Linked DNA regions of Homo sapiens: all the other regions are linked to region 1. The links are chromatin contacts, found by Hi-C or POLR2A ChIA-PET in ENCODE. All regions are on one chromosome and are shown on one strand. Each heading gives the region's core, a stretch centred on a gene start or an enhancer-like site at or near the end of the contact. The rest is flanking DNA. Distances are from core to core; before and after follow the strand shown.

What was found. A loop is a pair of places that touch in the nucleus more often than their neighbours do. ChIA-PET counts read pairs that join two places held with the same protein, here RNA polymerase II (POLR2A). Pooled maps may share reads with other maps.
Region 2: a loop to region 1 is called in a pooled map, with 13 times the contacts of the local background. The contact joins two enhancer-like sites. A Hi-C loop is called at or near these places in 4 of 37 single-sample maps with no recorded cell type and 6 of 50 pooled maps.
Region 3: a loop to region 1 is called in a map of CD8-positive, alpha-beta T cell, with 8 times the contacts of the local background. The contact joins the promoter of MORF4L1 here to the enhancer-like site in region 1. A Hi-C loop is called at or near these places in 1 of 168 maps with a recorded cell type or tissue (CD8-positive, alpha-beta T cell) and 10 of 50 pooled maps. POLR2A ChIA-PET finds 5 or more read pairs at or near these places in 2 of 52 experiments (CD4-positive, alpha-beta T cell and IMR-90).
Region 4: a loop to region 1 is called in a map with no recorded cell type, with 7 times the contacts of the local background. The contact joins the promoter of CTSH here to the enhancer-like site in region 1. A Hi-C loop is called at or near these places in 2 of 37 single-sample maps with no recorded cell type and 4 of 50 pooled maps.

Annotation. Positions count from the first base shown.
Region 1 is chr15:81,297,765-81,302,530 of GRCh38, forward strand. IL16 (interleukin 16) reads left to right here. Exons shown (of 19, transcript NM_172217.5): 14 at 1,616-2,711; 15 at 3,580-3,748. Among named protein-coding and RNA genes, the nearest start is that of STARD5, 24 kb to the right of the region's middle. RefSeq lists enhancers at 704-753, 927-976, 4,042-4,131. Within about 2 kb of position 2,412, at least 7 of the 41 ENCODE cell types and tissues checked have a DNase peak (open chromatin) inside an H3K27ac peak, as active enhancers do; they include CD8-positive, alpha-beta T cell, where a contact is called at or near this core.
Region 2 is chr15:83,927,258-83,932,023 of GRCh38, forward strand. The region is part of intron 17 of ADAMTSL3 (ADAMTS like 3); the gene reads left to right. Among named protein-coding and RNA genes, the nearest start is that of ADAMTSL3, 280 kb to the left of the region's middle. RefSeq lists enhancers at 912-1,081, 1,102-1,301. Within about 2 kb of position 2,579, at least 2 of the 41 ENCODE cell types and tissues checked have a DNase peak (open chromatin) inside an H3K27ac peak, as active enhancers do.
Region 3 is chr15:78,870,898-78,875,663 of GRCh38, forward strand. It overlaps MORF4L1 (mortality factor 4 like 1), which reads left to right and starts at 1,993. Exons shown (of 12, transcript NM_006791.4): 1 at 1,993-2,160. The coding sequence starts at 2,121. RefSeq lists silencers at 1,765-2,024, 2,435-2,494, 3,496-3,605 and enhancers at 2,580-3,211, 2,605-2,844.
Region 4 is chr15:78,942,317-78,947,082 of GRCh38, forward strand. It overlaps CTSH (cathepsin H), which reads right to left and starts at 2,730. Exons shown (of 12, transcript NM_004390.5): 1 at 2,575-2,730. The coding sequence starts at 2,665. RefSeq lists enhancers at 933-982, 1,413-1,462, 1,923-2,461, 2,462-3,000 and silencers at 1,851-2,145, 2,583-2,932.

The sequences.
Region 1 (4,766 bases), core at 1,162-3,661:
TGAGGCCCTGTGCTAGATGCTGGGGGGAGAGAGAGAAAGGGATGAGACCAGGTAGTCAGGTCCTGCCTCCAAGGAGCAACTAGTAGTGGCAGGAAATAAACATATAGACTATAAAACATATGACTGTTTGAGTAACACTACAGAAAAGCTCATGAAAGACTTTTGGAGGGCTAAGGGACATTTTGGAAAGATCTAGCACATCTCACCCAGAGCAGAGGCCCTGTGGGTGGAGGCTCCTCTCCCTTAGTCACCCTAATTGAGGAACATTCTAGCAAAAGCAAACGCCTCAGTGTTTAACTGACAGGAGGTTGTCACTCCAATCTGCAAAGGGCTTGCCTGTGGAACCTCTGCCTCCTGATTCTCACAACAGCACCTTACAGCCAAGCCATTCAAAAATGCAGAAACAGGCTGGAGGCCTGGGCTCACTTGCCCAAGGCCAGTCTCTTAGATTGTGCAGAATTTCTCTTTGATATCATCAAGGTGTAATGCTCCATGATTCACTTCTTTTGAAACCTGGCATTGAGACAAGGGACAGGAGGGATCAGAGTTCCTTCAACTGGGTTGCGTTCCAGTAGCAAGCATCCCCCAAGGCACACAGGCCAGCCTCCCTCTGCCCCTGGGAAAGAGAGCCAGGACACCCTCTCCCTTACCCATGCAGATATGATGCTGGTTCAATGCTGGCTTCTGAGAAAGACTCCTATGTGCTCCAGGGCATGCCTGAGGTCCTGGCTGGCACAGAGCAGGTTGCACATTGCAATCCCCTGCTCATCACATTCCCAACACCCAGGCTGCATCCCAGGTATCTTCAGTCAGTACCTAGGGGTGGGCGTCAGTATTTTTCAGGGCCCTCCAGATTCCAGTATGTAGCCAAGGTGGAGAATCCTACTTCACAGATTCCTTTCTACCTGGAACCTTTTCATCAGCTTTTGAGGGAGGGAAAACACTCCTTTGCCGAGAGCAAGCTGATCAATGACCTGTGTATAGGCAGAGCAGCAAACACACGGCTTCAGGGCCAGGCAGGTACATACATGGGAAATGCTGGCTGGGTGAGAGGGAGCGTGAAGAGCTGTGGGAAGCCGAAGTGGCCCCATCAGAAGCTGTGCACAGGCACCTTGTTTTTAATGACACGGGTAGGTCAAAGCACAAACAGCTGCCAACTCATGACCTTTGTCTTAAAAGTTTAAACGGCAGGAGAACTGCTTTGGCTTTTACACATTTAACATGGTATCTTGGAGGCTCCTTAGTGCAGTAGAAAGGACATGAACTTCAAGAGTCAGGAGACACAGGGTCTTGCCTGAGCACTGCCATCAGATGGCCCCTTACCCTTCTTGAAATGTAATATGCCAGAGGTCGGCCCAGATATTCTCTGAGCACCCTTCCAGGCCTAAAACACTAGGATACTGTGAGATTAACTCCTACTTCTGGTCCTTCACTCCTGCCTGTTGGCAGCTCAGTCAGGTAATAGCACCTGGAGTTCACCCACCTGGGTGTCCCCCACTTCTGCTAATCTCCTCCTCTTGAATCCTTCTTGCTGTTCAGCTTGGAAACTAGAATTTAGGAAGAAAAGTCACTGTATGATGTAATGCACAGCTTTGGCCTTGTTTCTGCACTGTAGTGACCCAAACATCCCCGATAAAACACCCACTGCTTAAGAGGCAGGCTCGGATGGACTATAGCTTTGATACCACAGCCGAAGACCCTTGGGTTAGGATTTCTGACTGCATCAAAAACTTATTTAGCCCCATCATGAGTGAGAACCATGGCCACATGCCTCTACAGCCCAATGCCAGCCTGAATGAAGAAGAAGGGACACAGGGCCACCCAGATGGGACCCCACCAAAGCTGGACACCGCCAATGGCACTCCCAAAGTTTACAAGTCAGCAGACAGCAGCACTGTGAAGAAAGGTCCTCCTGTGGCTCCCAAGCCAGCCTGGTTTCGCCAAAGCTTGAAAGGTTTGAGGAATCGTGCTTCAGACCCAAGAGGGCTCCCTGATCCTGCCTTGTCCACCCAGCCAGCACCTGCTTCCAGGGAGCACCTAGGATCACACATCCGGGCCTCCTCCTCCTCCTCCTCCATCAGGCAGAGAATCAGCTCCTTTGAAACCTTTGGCTCCTCTCAACTGCCTGACAAAGGAGCCCAGAGACTGAGCCTCCAGCCCTCCTCTGGGGAGGCAGCAAAACCTCTTGGGAAGCATGAGGAAGGACGGTTTTCTGGACTCTTGGGGCGAGGGGCTGCACCCACTCTTGTGCCCCAGCAGCCTGAGCAAGTACTGTCCTCGGGGTCCCCTGCAGCCTCCGAGGCCAGAGACCCAGGTGTGTCTGAGTCCCCTCCCCCAGGGCGGCAGCCCAATCAGAAAACTCTCCCCCCTGGCCCGGACCCGCTCCTAAGGCTGCTGTCAACACAGGCTGAGGAATCTCAAGGCCCAGTGCTCAAGATGCCTAGCCAGCGAGCACGGAGCTTCCCCCTGACCAGGTCCCAGTCCTGTGAGACGAAGCTACTTGACGAAAAGACCAGCAAACTCTATTCTATCAGCAGCCAAGTGTCATCGGCTGTCATGAAATCCTTGCTGTGCCTTCCATCTTCTATCTCCTGTGCCCAGACTCCCTGCATCCCCAAGGAAGGGGCATCTCCAACATCATCATCCAACGAAGACTCAGCTGCAAATGGTTCTGCTGAAACATCTGCCTTGGACACAGGGTTCTCGCTCAAGTGAGTTTCTACACCCGGTGTTTCTCTTTACCTTTCTCATCTTTTTCTTTCTCATCTTTATTTTTAAAAATAATCCTATATATAATTTAAAAAATTCCCAGATATATTGATTAAAGAATTGTTCTGCCTCTTTCTTTCCATGTGTGTGCAGATGTCTGAGTGTGTGTGTGTCTGTCTGTAGGTATTACACCTCTGCCTTTCACATTAAGGAGGAGTTTTCACAACATCTGGCTTCAGGAGGGCTGGGAGGTAGGAGGTGGGACTGGCTCCCTGGTGAATTGCTCATGAGGGCTGACATACGCCTGTGGAGATTTGGAAGGTTGATGCACATCTGAAATGTCCTGCGGTTACTCAGAAAGACCAGAATGAGGCCAGGAAATTATCCATCAGGAATTCTTACTCTCCAAATGGAATCCACTTGTACTCTGCACGTGGGTTCAACTCCCTCGTCAGGGAGTTAGGATGTCTGGGTCCTAGTCTCAGCTTAGGCACTGATTCTGACTATGAGCAGGTTCTTTCCATGCTCACCCTCAGATTCCTTGTCAGTTGAAATTAGGAGATGGATGAGACCTTCTATGCAGAACCAAGAGGATGTCAGACGTGCCATAGGGTCCCTGCTGTAGGGCTGGGGCTTGGTCTTCCCTCTGATCAAAGTAGCTCTGCATTTATTAGTTTTATTTATTATTCTTACACTGCTGGGAAATATCTGTAGAGTGAAGGTATGCTAGTATCTACTCATAGATTTGTTGCATCAAATAATATGCACATAAGTGCTTGGCACCACACCTGGGACATAGTAATTATACAATCACTGTTACCTCTTTTTAATATTGTTGTTCATACTGTGTGTTGTTTCTCCTTATGAAAGCCTTTCAGAGCTGAGAGAATATACAGAGGGTCTCACGGAAGCCAAGGAAGACGATGATGGGGACCACAGTTCCCTTCAGTCTGGTCAGTCCGTTATCTCCCTGCTGAGCTCAGAAGAATTAAAAAAACTCATCGAGGAGGTGAAGGTTCTGGATGAAGCAACATTAAAGGTAGGTTTCCTTTGTAAGCATCTGCAGTAACCAATGGCTTATTATGGCTGTGTGGCCACCTTAGTTGGGCCAGAGGGGAAGTAGCTTGAGTAGCCTGCTCACATCAGACCCAGGTTGCGTCCTGTGATGGTGGGACACTGTAGCACTTGACCACAGTAAGACCTTCCATTTGAAGAGAGCCTTTTAGCTTGTGAACCACTTTCAGTAGATTGACTTCTTGCATCTTCTTTTGTCATTTTATAAATGAGAAAGGTAAGGCTCAATCAAGGTTACAGAACCTGGGTTTTCTGTCTCCAAGTTCAAGTTCAGTGCTGTTTCCACATTCCATGTGCTGCTGTCCTGGCATGTGTCTGTTGTGGGATGCTGTCCATTGTAAACAATGTGGGTTACAAGAGCTCTCACCTGGAGCTTTCATTATTTCCACTGTGCATGGAGAGGTGGCTGATCCCAGGGCTCACAAGTCCCCCACGCTTCAGTCAAGTCATTCTGAAAGTCTCACTTCCCATATGTTTTCTGAGCATGACCCAAAGGGGTGTGGGGAGGAAGTGGCCAGGCTGAGCTGGGGCCAGCAGTCAAATGAGCTCAGGCTCATGGGTCCTGCACCCTCTAGGTGCTGCCCCAGGCCTCCGTAGGCTTTTGGCACTAGAATGATCCAGGCTAGGATGAGAGGATAAGGAGGTTCTCGTTTTCCATACAAGGAGGCCTCATAGCTGCAATTTCCACATCAAGAGTGTAGGTGAGTCTGATGAGCCCAAGGTGCTGCTGTGCTGAGATTCTTTCGCTGTGGCTTTCACTTGTCACCTGGGACCATCATCCCCCAGGATCTTACTCAGTGCAAATGAAATAACAGAGGCAGAGCGTGTAAAACACAAAGAGCCATCCTGCCTGAGCTGCTCTGGGGAGAGTATTTGCTTTCTAACATGAGAAGAGCCTTCTACAAGGCAAGTAACCTGATACTTGGGTAAAAGTTGAGAGAGTTGGGCTAGTGTTGGGGCTTGGAGGTGAGGGTGCAGTGAGG
Region 2 (4,766 bases), core at 1,329-3,828, 2.6 Mb after region 1:
AGGCATATGCCACCACACCCAGCTAATTTTTGTATTTTTCGTAGAGATGGGATTTTGCCATGTTGGCCAGGCCGATCTCAAACTGACCTCGAGTGATCCGCCCACCTCAGCCTCCCAAAGTGCTGGGATTACAGACGTGAGCCACCGCACCTGGCCCATGAATCCTTTTCTATGTACTGTTTTATTTAAAACAATGGATGAACCTGTTCACAACTTACACCTGCACTGTATCAGGTGTTTTGCTGTGCAACAATTTGAAAATCACTGCCCTAAGTCTCTTTTTGGTGAAAAGTAGCTAGTACTATTCTTATTAATGGCTTCACATTCTTTCAGAAATGTGCTAATAAATATATAATGAATAAAGGCTCTTGTTTTCTGTATATGAAAACTGAAATTTAGGATTTTTAGGTAATTGATGACTTCTCCATGAGCATACACTAAATAAATTGCATACTACAACATAAAGCCCAAACATGGAGTATTTCTCATGAGATGTCATCTAGTCCAAATTCTGCCTTTTCTGGATGGCCAAATGGAGGCTGTGGGAGCCCACATATTATGCTACTAGTAGAGCTGGTCTCCTGATTTCCAGTCCCTCCACTAGCCATCCCCTTTGTCTACTCTAGCCAGTACTCTCTTTCTAGAAAGATGACTAAAAAAAAATGGTTTCGAATTTACACAGACTTAAAATTGTGACTACAATTTGGCTGTGTGATTTTTTTTTTTTCTTTTTTTTGAGATAGGGTCTCTCTCTGTTGCTCAGGCTGGAGTGCAACGGTATGATCACAGTTCACTGCAGCCTTGAACTTCTGGGGTCAAGTGATCCTCCTGCCTCAGCCTCCCAAGTTGCTGGGATTACAGGAATGAGCCATGTGCATCACTAATTTTTAAAAATTTTTAAATGTTTTTAGAGATTAGGTTTTTCTCTGTCATCTAAGCTGGAGTGCAGTGGTGCAGTCATGGCTCACTACAGCCTTGACCTCCTGGGCTCAAGACATCCTCTCATCTCAACCTTCCAAGCCCCTAGGATTATAGGCATGAGTGACCACACCCAGCTAGCTATGATATATTGCTAGCCATTAACAAAGAAGAGTAAAAAGAAGAAAATACAACCCAATATGTTGGGGTATATTTTATTTCTAGATTTAAATCTTACTGCAGATTGACATGAAGCTAGTCTTCACCAGAGTTCTGTCCTGTTTCTAGCCAAGTAACAACTAAAACAGAGAAAACGAAAATGATAACAACATGAAAGGCACTTCAAATGAGAATGATTTGCATATCACAGGATGAAAAGAGAGGCCCTAAGAACACTGATGAAACTCTCAGTTTTATTTTTGTGAAAATAACTGTTCCACTCTTGCTCTGGAAGTGAAGGTAGCCATAATGTGTCATCATATAATTTTTTCAGAAAAGAAAGCCAAAATATGAAACAATTTACAATTCATTCTCTGCCATTCTAAGAATTAGTGCATAAAGTTGGCATTACAACCACAATTATGTTCAAGATAAGATAACTTGATTTTATAATTTTTAATTTAAATTTTCAAGACTAAATCAAACATTTTCCCCCACTTTATCATGAAACCTGAGTTTCTTTTTTGAGTGGAATCACATAAAGTGGCCTTTTATGGTTTTTGTTCTCTGATAATATGAACTTGAGATTCTTGACCATTTACTTTTCAGTACTTGATGAATTTGTCCTAATCATGTGTAACTGCCACTGCCTTAATTCAGATATGTTTTACCTGAACTGTTTCACAAGTTTCTAAATGAACTCTTGACTCTCCTGTTTCCTGCTCTGATCCATGTGCACACACGACTATGAAAGATCTTTATCTTTCTAAGTTGCAAAATGACTGTGTGTGCCTCTGCATGAAACCTTCAACAACACTCCTTTATCTATGGATTAAAACCCACATTCTCTACTTTGGCATGTGTTTCTTTTGCCGGGGCTGCCATAACAAAGCACCAGAAACAGAGTGGCTTAAAGAACAGAAATTTATCATCTCCCAGATCTGGAGACCAGAAGTCCAAAATTAAGGTGTCCGCGGCGTTGATTCTTTCTTAGAGCTGTGAGAGAGCCTTGGTTCCATGGCTTTCTCCTGGCAGGTAACCTCTGGCATTCTTTGGCTTGTGAATGGCATTGTCCCTGTGATTTCATATTGTTTTCCTTCTCTGTGTCTTTGTGTCCACACTTCTCCTTTTCATAAGGACATCACTTATATTGGAGTAGGGCCTACTCTAATGACCTCCTCTTGATCATCTGCAAAGAACTTATTTCCGAATAAGGTCACAGTCACAAGTACTGGGGGTTATAACTTCCACATCTTTTGTGGGAAGGCAATTCAACCTATAACAGCATATAAATGCCTTTGTGACCCTGGATCCAACTCTTAAACCACATCTCCTGTCACCTCTACCACACACACACACACACACAGAGAGAGACAGAGAGAGACAGAGAGACAGAGACAGACACACACACACACAGAGAGACAGAGAGAGACAGAGAGACAGAGACAGACACACACACACACACACACTCAGACTCACCCTAAGGAACTTGCTCAGCAGCCACAGTAAATTATGCACCATGACCCACACTCCTGCTCATTCATGCCATTTGGACCTTTGCACACACTATGCCCTCTGCCTCTTAGAGACCTTCGCTACTATGACATTAGTTAATTCTCTCCCATAAAAGTAATCATTGGCTCACTTCTCACTGGTAAAATGAAGTTCAACAGAATGTGAGATAGGATCCTTACCTGAGACACTTGATAGCAAGGAACTCTCAAAAGTCAAAAGAAAATTGGAAATGGATCAGGGACATGGGATAAAGCCTCAGTTCCACGTCTCTCAAGGAATTTCAGGTGAGTTCCTTAGCTCTCTGGACCCTGTTTCTTAATATGAATAATGAAGAAAGGTGTTGGACTTTATGATCACCGAGGTCCCCTAAGCTCCAGTCTTTCATTTTTGAGTAGTGCTTTCAGGTTGCATTTTTCACTCATGTCTTCAAATTATGTCTAGTCCTTTTGTAACAATCCTTATGTCCATACCTGAGTAGTGTGACGTGCTTGGGGTTTTAGTTCTAAGGATGACAGCCTTGGTTTGACCTGCCCAGGAGGTCAAGGCAGGGTTGAGTTTAGTCAGTGCTCTTCCATTGCCCACCAAACCAGAACAAGATTTAGCAACAAATCTAGAAATTGTTTCTTAAATTTACTGAAGAAAGCTTACTGGTTTATTCATGCATCAGCCTGTGTACTGTATCCCCTTTCTCTCATCACTGTGCCTCAGCAAGAGTTCTTACACATTCTCTTCCTCAGCAATCTCTTGCCCACAGAGCTTCCAAGCTAGGAATAATAGAGCAGACAACATGTCTTGGCCACTTTGCAAAATTAAGAGTCTGTTTTTATGTGAAAGGAAATACTATTCCTCATTTCAAAGTTGCAAATTTAATAAACTTTTCAAAGGTTGAGAGTTATATTGGAAAAAAACCAGCAGAGACAAAGATTTGATGCCAAAATAAAGGTAAGTTTACAAAAATGTTTTAGGTTCTAGAAACTAGTGGTGTAGGAATAACAGGAACAGTGTGTTGCATAATATTTTCCATACAAATATTTACTGACTCCAAGGGCAATAGCAGTAAAATATTACCCCAGGGTGAAACTTACCACTGAGATTGGGTTGAACAGCCAGTGGATCTTTATTTACCCAAAGGCAAATGTATTTGATGTATTAGCCTGGGCTCTCCAAGGTGGGGTGTTGGATGTTTATTTGCTTTTATGGGGTTACTCCCCCTGATCTATCCTATAACTGCTGAGTGCCTGCTATTTATGGAGTTTGCTTTTTCCAGGAGAGAGCCAGCAGCTTGTAGAAGCATGCTGGGTTACATAATGGTCCTGCTAGTCTGAGGAGAGCCTTCTTCTCTAACAGGATTCAACACTGCTAGGGAAGAAAGGAGGAAAGCAAGAGGCAATAGTGATGTGTTTCTGTACCAGCTTGTTACCTATTTCTTGATATAAAAAACAATTCTTTATTGAGTTCATTGTCTGTGAATAAGAAATTGTTGCCCATTTCTTAAATAAAAACAGCTCCATCTCCAGTTCCTTGTGACTATAATTGATTTATCTAGCTATACACTTGCTCAAAAGATGATCATCCTGAAGTCACATCAATAAACTTACAAATTTAAGCTGAATTGTTTTAATCATGAAACAGAAACCTTCTGATTATTTAGCTATGTAGTCCAATTGTCATCCAAATATGACCCATGTATCTACTTTCGGTGACTTCACTCACATTCAAAACTTCTGGAATTTAGATATTATCAATTATAGTCTAAGTAATTGATAGACTTCCAATTAAGATGGTGTTGTAACATCATATTCTGTTCCAAATACAGATCAATGGTAGATGCAGTATAAAAGGGGGCCTATCAAAGACACAAGTAAGAAAACAACTACCTGGGCTAGGAAAGGAATGGAAACATGAGGTGGTGAATGGAGCTGCACTTGTGGTTATTTGGAGCTTGAGGTCCCAAAGCAATTGTAGCAAATGACAGTTCAGTTTCTAAGATAAAAGAAAAATAGTTGATGATTTGGGGAAAGGGAAGAAAATTAAGAAATATGGAAGTAACGTCAGAGAATGAAGATATGAAGTAAACTGTTTACTAAAACTTAGGAAAAAATATCCACTCCTAGTATCAAGAGAAACAAATGAAAATAAATCCCTACATAGATATGAAATAGTGAAACTACAGA
Region 3 (4,766 bases), core at 743-3,242, 2.4 Mb before region 1:
TCATGGGTTCTTAGTTTCTGTTTCTGGTTGGGCCAGTAAAGCCCCTTCCTCATCCCCCTTTTCCACTTATCACTAGAGACTGAAACTAAAAACCATGGCTTCAGGGTGCTAAAAGCCTAAACAAAACAAAACAAAACAACAACAAAATAAGACAGGTTGGACAAGCTTGCGAGAAGTAGTCGTGACAAGATGGTGTATATTCAACTGGAATAAGGAAGGTTTTTGTGGGTTTCTGTTGTCAGAGAAGGGGTTGTGTTAAAAAGACTGAAGGAGAAATGGAAGTCAGATAAATGGAGAGGGGCCCGGAATTGGTGGGGTGTGGAACCCGGGCAGGGGAGGGCTTAGAAAAGCCATGGAGACAGGCTGGGCGCAGTGGCTCACGCCTGTAATCCCAGCACTCTGGGAGGCCGAGGCCAGCGGGTCACCTAAGGTCGGGAGTTCAAGACCAGCCTGACTAACATGAAGAAACCCCATCTCTACAAAAACACAAAAATTAGCCCGGTGTGGTGTCACATGCCTGTAATCCCAGCTACTCGGGAGGCTGAGGCAGGAGAATCGCTTGAACCTGGGAGGCAGAGGTTGCAGTGAGCTGAGATCGCGCCTTTGCACTACAGCCTGGTTAATAAGAGGGAAACTCCGTCTCAGAAAGAAAAAAAAAAAAAAGAAAAGTCATGGAGACAAAGGTTTGCGTAGGAGGATAAAGGTTTACATAGGGGATGCAGGTAGGCTAAGGGCTGTTTGTGGAAGGATTTAAATACCAGGCTAAGGACTTTGAGATTTATCGTCTAAAGTTCATTGAGCACTTATTCATTGTTGGGTACCGCGCTAAGCCCGTATATGTAATTCTCACAATAAACTGACGGAAATGGTGCTATTTTGCAGCTTAGCCAACAAAGTTGTTTTTGAACAGGGAACGACATAAATCCGTTTGTTTAGGCCAGGCACGGTGGCTCACGCCTGTAATCCCAGAACTTTGGAAGGCCAAACCGGGCGGATCACGAGGTCAGGAGTTCCAGACCAGCCTGGCCAACATGGTGAAACCCAGTATCTACTAAAAATACAAAAATTAGCTGGGCGTGGTGGCACATGCCTGTAATCCCAGCTACTCCGGAGGCTGAGGCAGGAGAATCGATTGAACCTGGGAGGCGAAGGCTGCAGTAAGCAGAGATCGCGCCACTGCACTCCAGTCTGGGCAACGGAGCGACACTCCATCTCAGAAAAAAAAAAAAAGGTATAATATTGAAGAAATCCGTTTGTTTAGAGTGACAAGAAGCACAAACAGGGCAGGTACGGAATACAGACGTTGACATATTCACACTAGCCTTTTTCAGAAAGCAGAGCTCCATTATCTCAAAAAGCTAAAGCGTGACTAGTGTTTCCCACGTCATCATCCTCATTTCCGCAAGGCTGGGCTGGAGAAGAGGAGGTAGACCTAGGAGCCAACAAATGGCTATCAATCCCACCAAATAGGCTCCGCAGTGGGGTTGCTAAACAACGAAGCTTCCAGAAGCGGACCCCAGTTCCCACCCTCTTGCTGATCCTAAAGCCTTTCTATGCAAAAACTAGCGGAATGCTATTGAATGTAGGTTTCCGAGCCAGCCCTATTCTCTCCGACTACTTCAACATCAACGGGGGCTTATTTGCCCAAGGGACGTCGCAACTGGGCCTTTCCCATTCTATTATCACTGGTGGCTCACCACCCCCACTCTCCCCCATCGCCAGCTCCGCCTTAACCTCCCACGAAATCAAATCCCCGCTTTACCAACCCGCAGCAGCCGGGGGCATGGAGAGAGAAGCGGGGGTGGGGTGGGGTAGGGTAGCCGGCCCCTCCCCCACCCGGGGGGGGGGGGGGGGCGCCTCCACCGACTCCGAACTACCAGTCCCGGCGTGCCCTGGGGCGGCGCGGGCGCAGGGGCGCGTGCGCGGCGGGCTGTCGTTGGCTGGAGCAGCGGCTGCGCGGGTCGCGGTGCTGTGAGGTCTGCGGGCGCTGGCAAATCCGGCCCAGGATGTAGAGCTGGCAGTGCCTGACGGCGCGTCTGACGCGGAGTTGGGTGGGGTAGAGAGTAGGGGGCGGTAGTCGGGGGTGGTGGGAGAAGGAGGAGGCGGCGAATCACTTATAAATGGCGCCGAAGCAGGACCCGAAGCCTAAATTCCAGGAGGGTGAGTGTGCGCCTTTGGGAAAAAGGCACCTAACGGCGCAGGAGATAGAGGCGGGCTCGAGGTGATTGAGGCTTGAGGGCCGGGGGCGGCGCGGGCTGCGCCCTGAGAAGGCGGCGGTCAGTGCTTTGTGCGGGGAAAGCGCATTGCGGATGGCAATTCCGGTGCGTCATTGTGAGAAAGCGCTTTGTGAAGCGAGAGTGCTGCGCAGGCGTTAGAGTGGGAGAGAGAGCGTTTGGCGCGTGGCACACCCTCGTCAAGTGTTTGTTATTGTTCTGAGGAAGAGGGCGCGGAGAGAGCAGCCTATTGTAGGGAGGCGACGGGAGCGCCATGGCGGCGGTTAGGGGAAGTGATGTGGCGGCGGGGGGGGAGGGGCGGTGGCTGTTTCGGGCGGTCCTGCGGCGCGCCCGGCCGCTTGGGCAGCTACGACGGGTTTTTCGGTGCTTCCTGGAGCCCCGGGGTGGTTGCGTTCGGTGGCAACTCAGCTGCGGATGGGGGTGGGTTTGGCGCCACGGGGCGGGAGAAGTGCGTTGTAAAATGGCCGTTGCAAGATGGCGGCGCCATCATGGCCGCCGGCGTCTCGGTCCCGTATGGAGGCACAGCTTACGGGCAGATGCAGCGCCCCCTTCCACGACGACCAGAAGGTTGCCGGGGCCCTCCGCATACCACAGAGTGGTGGGTGGGGACAGAAAAAAAAAAGTGAGATGAGCGTTTTCCTCCGCTTTGTGTTGCCTGGAGGCATCACTCTGCTATTCTTGGGCGCAGTGCCGAGATCCTATGGTAATGTGAGTGAGCTCTCGCTTTGCAGTTGCTCGTAAAAAGTAAATAAAAATGATCTGAATGCAGTGTTGACGCCGTTTGCATTTGTAAGTCCCATTGCCTCGACGTCATTTTTTAAATGCAGTAATTGTTTGATTAGTTGCAGTGTTTAACAATGACTTGAAAGTTGAATTTCTTTTTATTAATTGGTTTTCGATTGACATGAGTTTTGGGTAAGGTTAGACTGACTCCCAGTGGAAGGCAGCTCTTTAAATTTTCACAACGCTTCAGTTAACGTATAATAAGGTGGAGGTCTAATAGCTAAAAAGGAAGTAAAGTCCTGTTGAGAAAGGAGGAACACTTTAACATTCCTTTTCATTGCTATGGAAATTTATGCTAGTTACCGTAAATACGATGTCTACATGCGTACGATTTTTGTTCTAGGGGTTTTTAGACTTGCATTAGAATTCCTTTTAGAGCCGTAAACCTCAAACCGTAGTACTGCGTATTTTAAGTTTATGGAATATTTAAGGAGGTTTTAGGGGTATTTTGTTAATGAGTGACTTTTTTTGTTTGTATTTTTGAGACGATGTTTGTCACCCAGGCTGTAGTGCAGTGACGCTATCTCGGCTCACCTCTGCCCCCCACCCGGGCTAAAGCGAGCCTCCCAAGTAGCTGGGATCACAGACGCGCGCCATCACGTCCGGCTAAGTTTTGTTTTGTTCTGTTTTGTTTTTTAGGGTTTTTGTTTTTTCTTTTCTTTTTCTTTCTTTTTTTTTTTTTTTTTTTGTATTTTTGGTAGAGACGGGGTTTCATGTTGCCCAGGCTGGTCTCGAACTCCTGGGCTTGAGCGATCCACCCGCCTCGGCCTCCCAAAGTTGTGGGGGGTTAACGGGCGTGAGGCATCGCTCTCGGCCGTGTGACTTTTAATACCCCTCTCTCACCTTGAGAAGCTGTTGACTCTACCTCCTATGGGTTCATTATTTTACTAGACATTTTAGAGCAGATATTCTTAATCTAGAGTCAGTGCATTAATTGAGACGGTGCGTGAAATTGAGGAAGATTTTTTTTTCTATCTCCCAAGTTTAGTATTTCAATTAACAGTGTAATTGCTCCCCCTAAACCCCGAAAAAAACCACCACATTAGCATTTTCAGTATATTTTCATATCTCAACATTACAGTTATGGAAGATGTTTTCAGTTATCGCATTCTTATTTCTTCAAAATTAGGGTAGTTATTGTATTAGCAGCCAAGTCTTGTTTGTCCTGTAATGTCATAGAACGTGACATTTAAAGTGTTTTGTTTCAGTACAGTTGGTTTCCTTTGTACTAGTGTGTGTTTTATGTATTTATGAAACTATTAGGCTCGTAGGGTTTATCAGACTGTCAAGGCACAAAAAGTTAATCGCTGCTGTGGGAACAACCTAAGGATGGCTGTTCTGGAAGAAGCGCTTTAGTTCTAGAGGGTTGCTAGTTAAGAGAGGAGTAGCAGCAGAGATTTCCTTGTGCCGTTTTAAGTGGGGTAATTGGAGAAGAGTAGGAACCAAGGTATCCCCAGGTAAGGGTTTGAAAGCTGTGTAAGAGAGTCTGTATTTAACATTACTTTCCAGGTGTGTTTTGTACTTGTGTTTAAAATGGAATTGTGTAACCACGTTTTAAAAATGATTTTAGTGGGTGGGGCACGGTGGCTCACGCCTCTAATCCCAGCACTTTGGGAGGCCGAGGTGGGTGGGGGCGGTGGATCACCTGAGGTCAGCGGTTCGAGACCAGCCTGGTCAGCCTGGTGAGCCTGGTGAAACCCAGTCTCTACTAAAAATACAAAAATTAGCAGGGCGTGGTGTTAGGCTCCT
Region 4 (4,766 bases), core at 1,480-3,979, 2.4 Mb before region 1:
GCAATTCTATCTCAGCCTCCCAAGTAGCTGGGATTACAGGTGCCCACCACCACGCCCGGCTAATTTTTATATTTTTAGTAGAGATGGGGTTTCACCATGTTAGCCAATCTGGTCTGAAACTTCTGACCTCAGGTGATCCACCCACCTTGGCCTACCAAAGTGCTGGGATCACAGGCGTGAGCCCCCACGCCTGGCCTCACTCAACATTATTTTTAAGACCTCATCAGTTGATATCCCCATGAAGTCCTCTCCTCTTCAATTCAGTTTCCTTGAGGAATTGAGAATGCCAGATATGAACGATTTATTACCGTTTTGTCTTTTTGTTTGCTGTCCCTATTGTTTTTATACCCATGGGTTCAGGTTCAGATTGAATGAGAGGAAAGAGGTTCCCCCTTGCCTTCAGGGGCTCTCTCCCAGTTTTAGCAAAGAGGACACTTGGAAATAAAAGGTCTGTAAATGGATTTCCAGAACACTCTCTGCCGGCATCACTTGAAATATCTTCCTGTTTCCCCAAGGATCCATACCTCCAGTGTGAAGATCACTACCACACAGCATTTAGATCTCCGTTTTTGGGTCTCGAACCTGTTCCAGAGACCAATCTATGGCCGTTTTCCCTGGGGAAAATGCACATTTCCTCAACATGGCTCCCTTTAGGGTTTCAGGGGATTCCAGATCTTGATTAAGGGCCCTGCTGCAGCTGAGGGCTTTAGAGGAAGACAGACCTCAACTCAGGACAAGAGTTGGAGGCAGGGTTTGAGTTTAGGACAATTGACTACCAGTTTGCCTCTGGAGAGATTATTCTGGGGCCAGAATAATCTGCTGGTGAACCGTGCCTTACCCTAAAATAGATCCATTCCAATCTAGTCAGGACTTTAAAAGTGCCATAATACCTTGCCTGGATTTACAGCAGGTTTCAGGAAAGTACAGTATTCCCCTGTTTGTTTGTTTGTTTGTTTTAGATGGAGTCTTACTCTGTCACCCAGGCTGGAGTGATCGCCACCTCTCAGTTTCAAGCGATTCTCCTGCCCCAGCCTCCTGAGTACCTGGGATTACAGGCACCTGGCTACCACACCCAGCTAATTTTTGTATTTTTAGTAGAGACAGGGTTTCACCATGTTGGCCAGGCTGCTCTCGAACTCCTGACCTAAAGTGATCCGACTGCCTCGGTCTCCCAAATTGCTGAGATTACAGGTGTGAGCCACCGCAGCCGGTCCCTGACTCCTGTTTTAGTACAGCTCCTGGGCTACAAACGGTTTCTTACAATTTTAAATGGTTAGAAGAAACATATTTCGTAGCACCCAAAAATCCCTTGAAACTGAAATTTCAGTGGCCATAAAAATCATTTATTAGAACCCAGTTACACTGACTCACTTACATACAATCTATGGTTGCTATCACACTACCATGGCAGAGTTAGTAGTTGCTACAGAGACCACCATAAAGCCTAAGTTATTTACCGTCTGGTCTTTCACAGAAAAAGTTTGCCAAGCCCTGCTCTGGAATTCAGACAGCCTCTCAGCGCCAGCCTTCTCCAGGCAGCCCTCGCTTGCGGCAGCTAGGTTTTCCTTAGGCGGGAACTGACCTGGAGCTGGGCGCCCACTGAGGTTTGCAAGGCTGGGGAGCTTTTTAAATAAATAGGTGGGAAGGAATGAGGCAACCCTCTGGCCCAGATTCAGCCTCAGTGATCTCTGTCCCATCCCCTGAGCCTCTAGCTGGGGGAAAGCCCTGTCCCGTTCCTCCAGAGCTCAGGGCACCCCCCCTCCCTAGGTTCTTGGCTCCTTGGGTTGTTTCTTGGCTACTTTTCTCGGTGAAGGGGGCAGGTGGTCTTTAAGTTCAGAGCCTGTGGGCTGAGGCTGGGACCAGGGACAGTAGGAAAGGAGGGAGGCAGTAGGGAAGAGCAGGCTCCTTGCCTTCAGCCAGGGGAGGTGCCTGAGCCCGGGCAGTAGACAGGATGCAAGGGCAGCACGAAGCTGGACCAGTCGCAGCCAATCTGGCCAACAAGAGGAGTCCTGGGGCTCCACCTGACGCCATGGGCCCTGGGGTGCTGTTAAAAGCGCTGTTGGTCTGAGTGCTTTCCCTGGTGCCGTTGCACAGGGATTCACTGTTCCAAACAGCCCGTCCAACCTACTCTACAGATGGGACTCCCAAGACACTACGGGGATCCCCTGTGTGCCAAGTCCCGGGGGAAGCTGCTAGAGAAGGCTGGGACGTCCTTGCTCACCTCTGGCAGGGACAGATCAGAGTCCTCTGTGTGACACTCTGTGTCCCCAGTTGAGGAAGGCGGAAGGAGCTGCGGGCTCCTTTGGTATTCTAGGCTGGAGAGCCACCTGGCTAGGTGGGACCCTGGACACTCAGCCCATCTGCTCCTCTGGTCCTACAAGCCGCCCACCCTCCGAGAACCCCCGCCTATAATGCAGTTTACCCCTCCCCGTGCCAGCACGCAGAGTTCCTGGCCTCTCACCGGGGAAAGCTCTGCCCCGTTCCTCCGGAGCCCAGTGCGCCCCTGGCCAAGTTCTCCCAGCGTCCACTCTAGGGCCTGCTAGCACCCTCTCGGGCGGCGCGCCCTCTGCGTACCTAAGGAGTTCACGCACAGTTCGGCGGCACCGCAGACGGGGACTCCCAGGAGCCAGGCCCCGGCGCAGAGCAGCGGCAGCGTGGCCCACATCGCAGCGCTGGCGGCTTGGCTCTTGCGCTCAGGGTCCGCGGAGGTGGCGGCCCAGAGCGTCAACTGGGAGCGCGGGGGGGGAGCGGCACGAGCGTGGAGGAGCGGCGGGAGCGCGAAGGGGCGGAGCGAGCGCGGGGCGGAGCGAGCGCGGGGCGGGGTGGGCGGTACTCCCCCGAGGCCGGGCTCGCGGGAGGGGGCGGCGCCGACTAACTCGCCAGCTCTAGTTCACCTGTCGGCCGGCCGCGTCGCTCCCTTATCTCCTCTGGGAGGAAGGGCTTATCTGGGTATCAGGCCTGGCTGAGTCCTGGATCTGCCTGGACTGGCTGGCACCGCGCGGGGAGGTCTCAGCCTGGCCTCTCCCTCTCCCAGCCTGTCGCCATCCCCACGTCCCCCATCTCCCTGCGTGTCCCCACCTCGCACCCCCCCATCTCCCTGCCTATCCCCAACTCGCACCCCTCATGTCCCTTCCTGTCCCCACCTCACACCATGTCCCTGCCTGTCTTCACCTTGCACCCTCCATCTCCCTGCCTGTCCCCACCTCGCTCCCCCTATGTCCCTGCCTGTCTCCACCTCACACCCCCATCTCCCTGAATGTGCCCACCTCCCACCCCCTATGTCCCTGCCTGTCCCCACCTCCCACCCCCATGTCCCTGCCTGTCCCCACCTCGCACCCCCATGTCCCTGCTTATCCCCACCTCGCACCCCCCCATCTCCCTGCCTGTCCCCAACTCACACCCCCCATCTCCCTGCCTGTCCCCACCTCAGACTCCCCATGTCCCTGCCTGTCTCCACCTCACACCCTTATGTCCCTGCCTGTCCCCACCTCGCACGCCCCACGTCCCTGCCTGTCCCCACCTCGCACTCCCCATGTCCCTGCTTGTCCCCACCTCGCACCCCCCATCTCCCTGCCTGTCCCCACCTCACACCCCCCATGTCCCTGCCTGTCTCCACCTCACAGCCTTATGTCCCTTCCTGTCCCCACCTCGCACCCCCCATCTCCCTGCCTATCCCCACCATACCCCTATGTCCCTGCCTGTCCCCACCTCACACCCCCATGTCTCTGCCTGTCCCCACCTCACACCCCCATATCCCTGCCAGTCCCCACCTCACATCCCCCCATCTTCCTGCATTTCCCCACCTCACACCCCTATGTCCCTGCCTGTCCCCGCCTTGCACCTCCCATCTTCCTGCCTGTCCCCACCTCACACCCCCTCATGTCCCTGCGTGTCTCCACCTTGCACCCCCATCTCCCTGCCTGTCCCCACCTCATACCCCCCATGTCCCTGTGTGTCTCCACCTCAGACTTTCCCCCACACTCCCCACGTCTCCCTGCCCTGGTTAACCACATTTCCCTGGCTTCCCTTTTGCTTGGAGTGGACTTACAACTGAAGAAGCTAGACGACCTCCTTGTGAATTGTTTTGCCCCCTCAACAGACATTTTAGTCTTTCTGCTGAGGAAGCTACATTAAGAGCTGTAGGGCCATTCTCTGTAGTTTGCAAAGCTAAAGAAGATGGTATGTAAGGGTCTGGGTGTGAGACAGACAGAAGAACGTGCGTTCCAGGCTGAGGAGGCCGGTGCTGTCACTGCTTTGGGTGAGGAGAGGGTGATTCAGACCAGCCTGTGCCGTAGCCTCAAATGCCCAGTGATGCCCTGTTCTTCACTTACATCATCACCTTGCAAAGTGGCATGTTGTTGACCCCCCATTTTACAGATGAGGAAACTGAGGCCACAAGAGTAGATGGTAACTTTCCCAGTCTGTGCGCAGAGAGTGTCTGAACCCAGCCTTGACCTACTGCAGTGCTCTCTGCTCTGGGCTTGCTCTTTCTCTGTCTCTTCATTTTTAAATTTTTATTTATTTATTTTGAGACAGGGCCTGGCTCTCTTGCCACCCAGGTTGGAGTTCAGTGGCATCATCACAGTTCACTGCAGCCTTGGCCTCCCAGGCTCAGGAGATCCTCCCACATCAGCCTTTTGAGTAGCTGGGACCACAGGCTCGTACCATCACGCCCAGCTAGTTTTTTTGTATTTTTAGTAGAGATGGGGTCTCAAACTCCTGGGCTCAAGTGATCCTCCTGCCTCAGCCTCCCAGAGTGCTAGGAT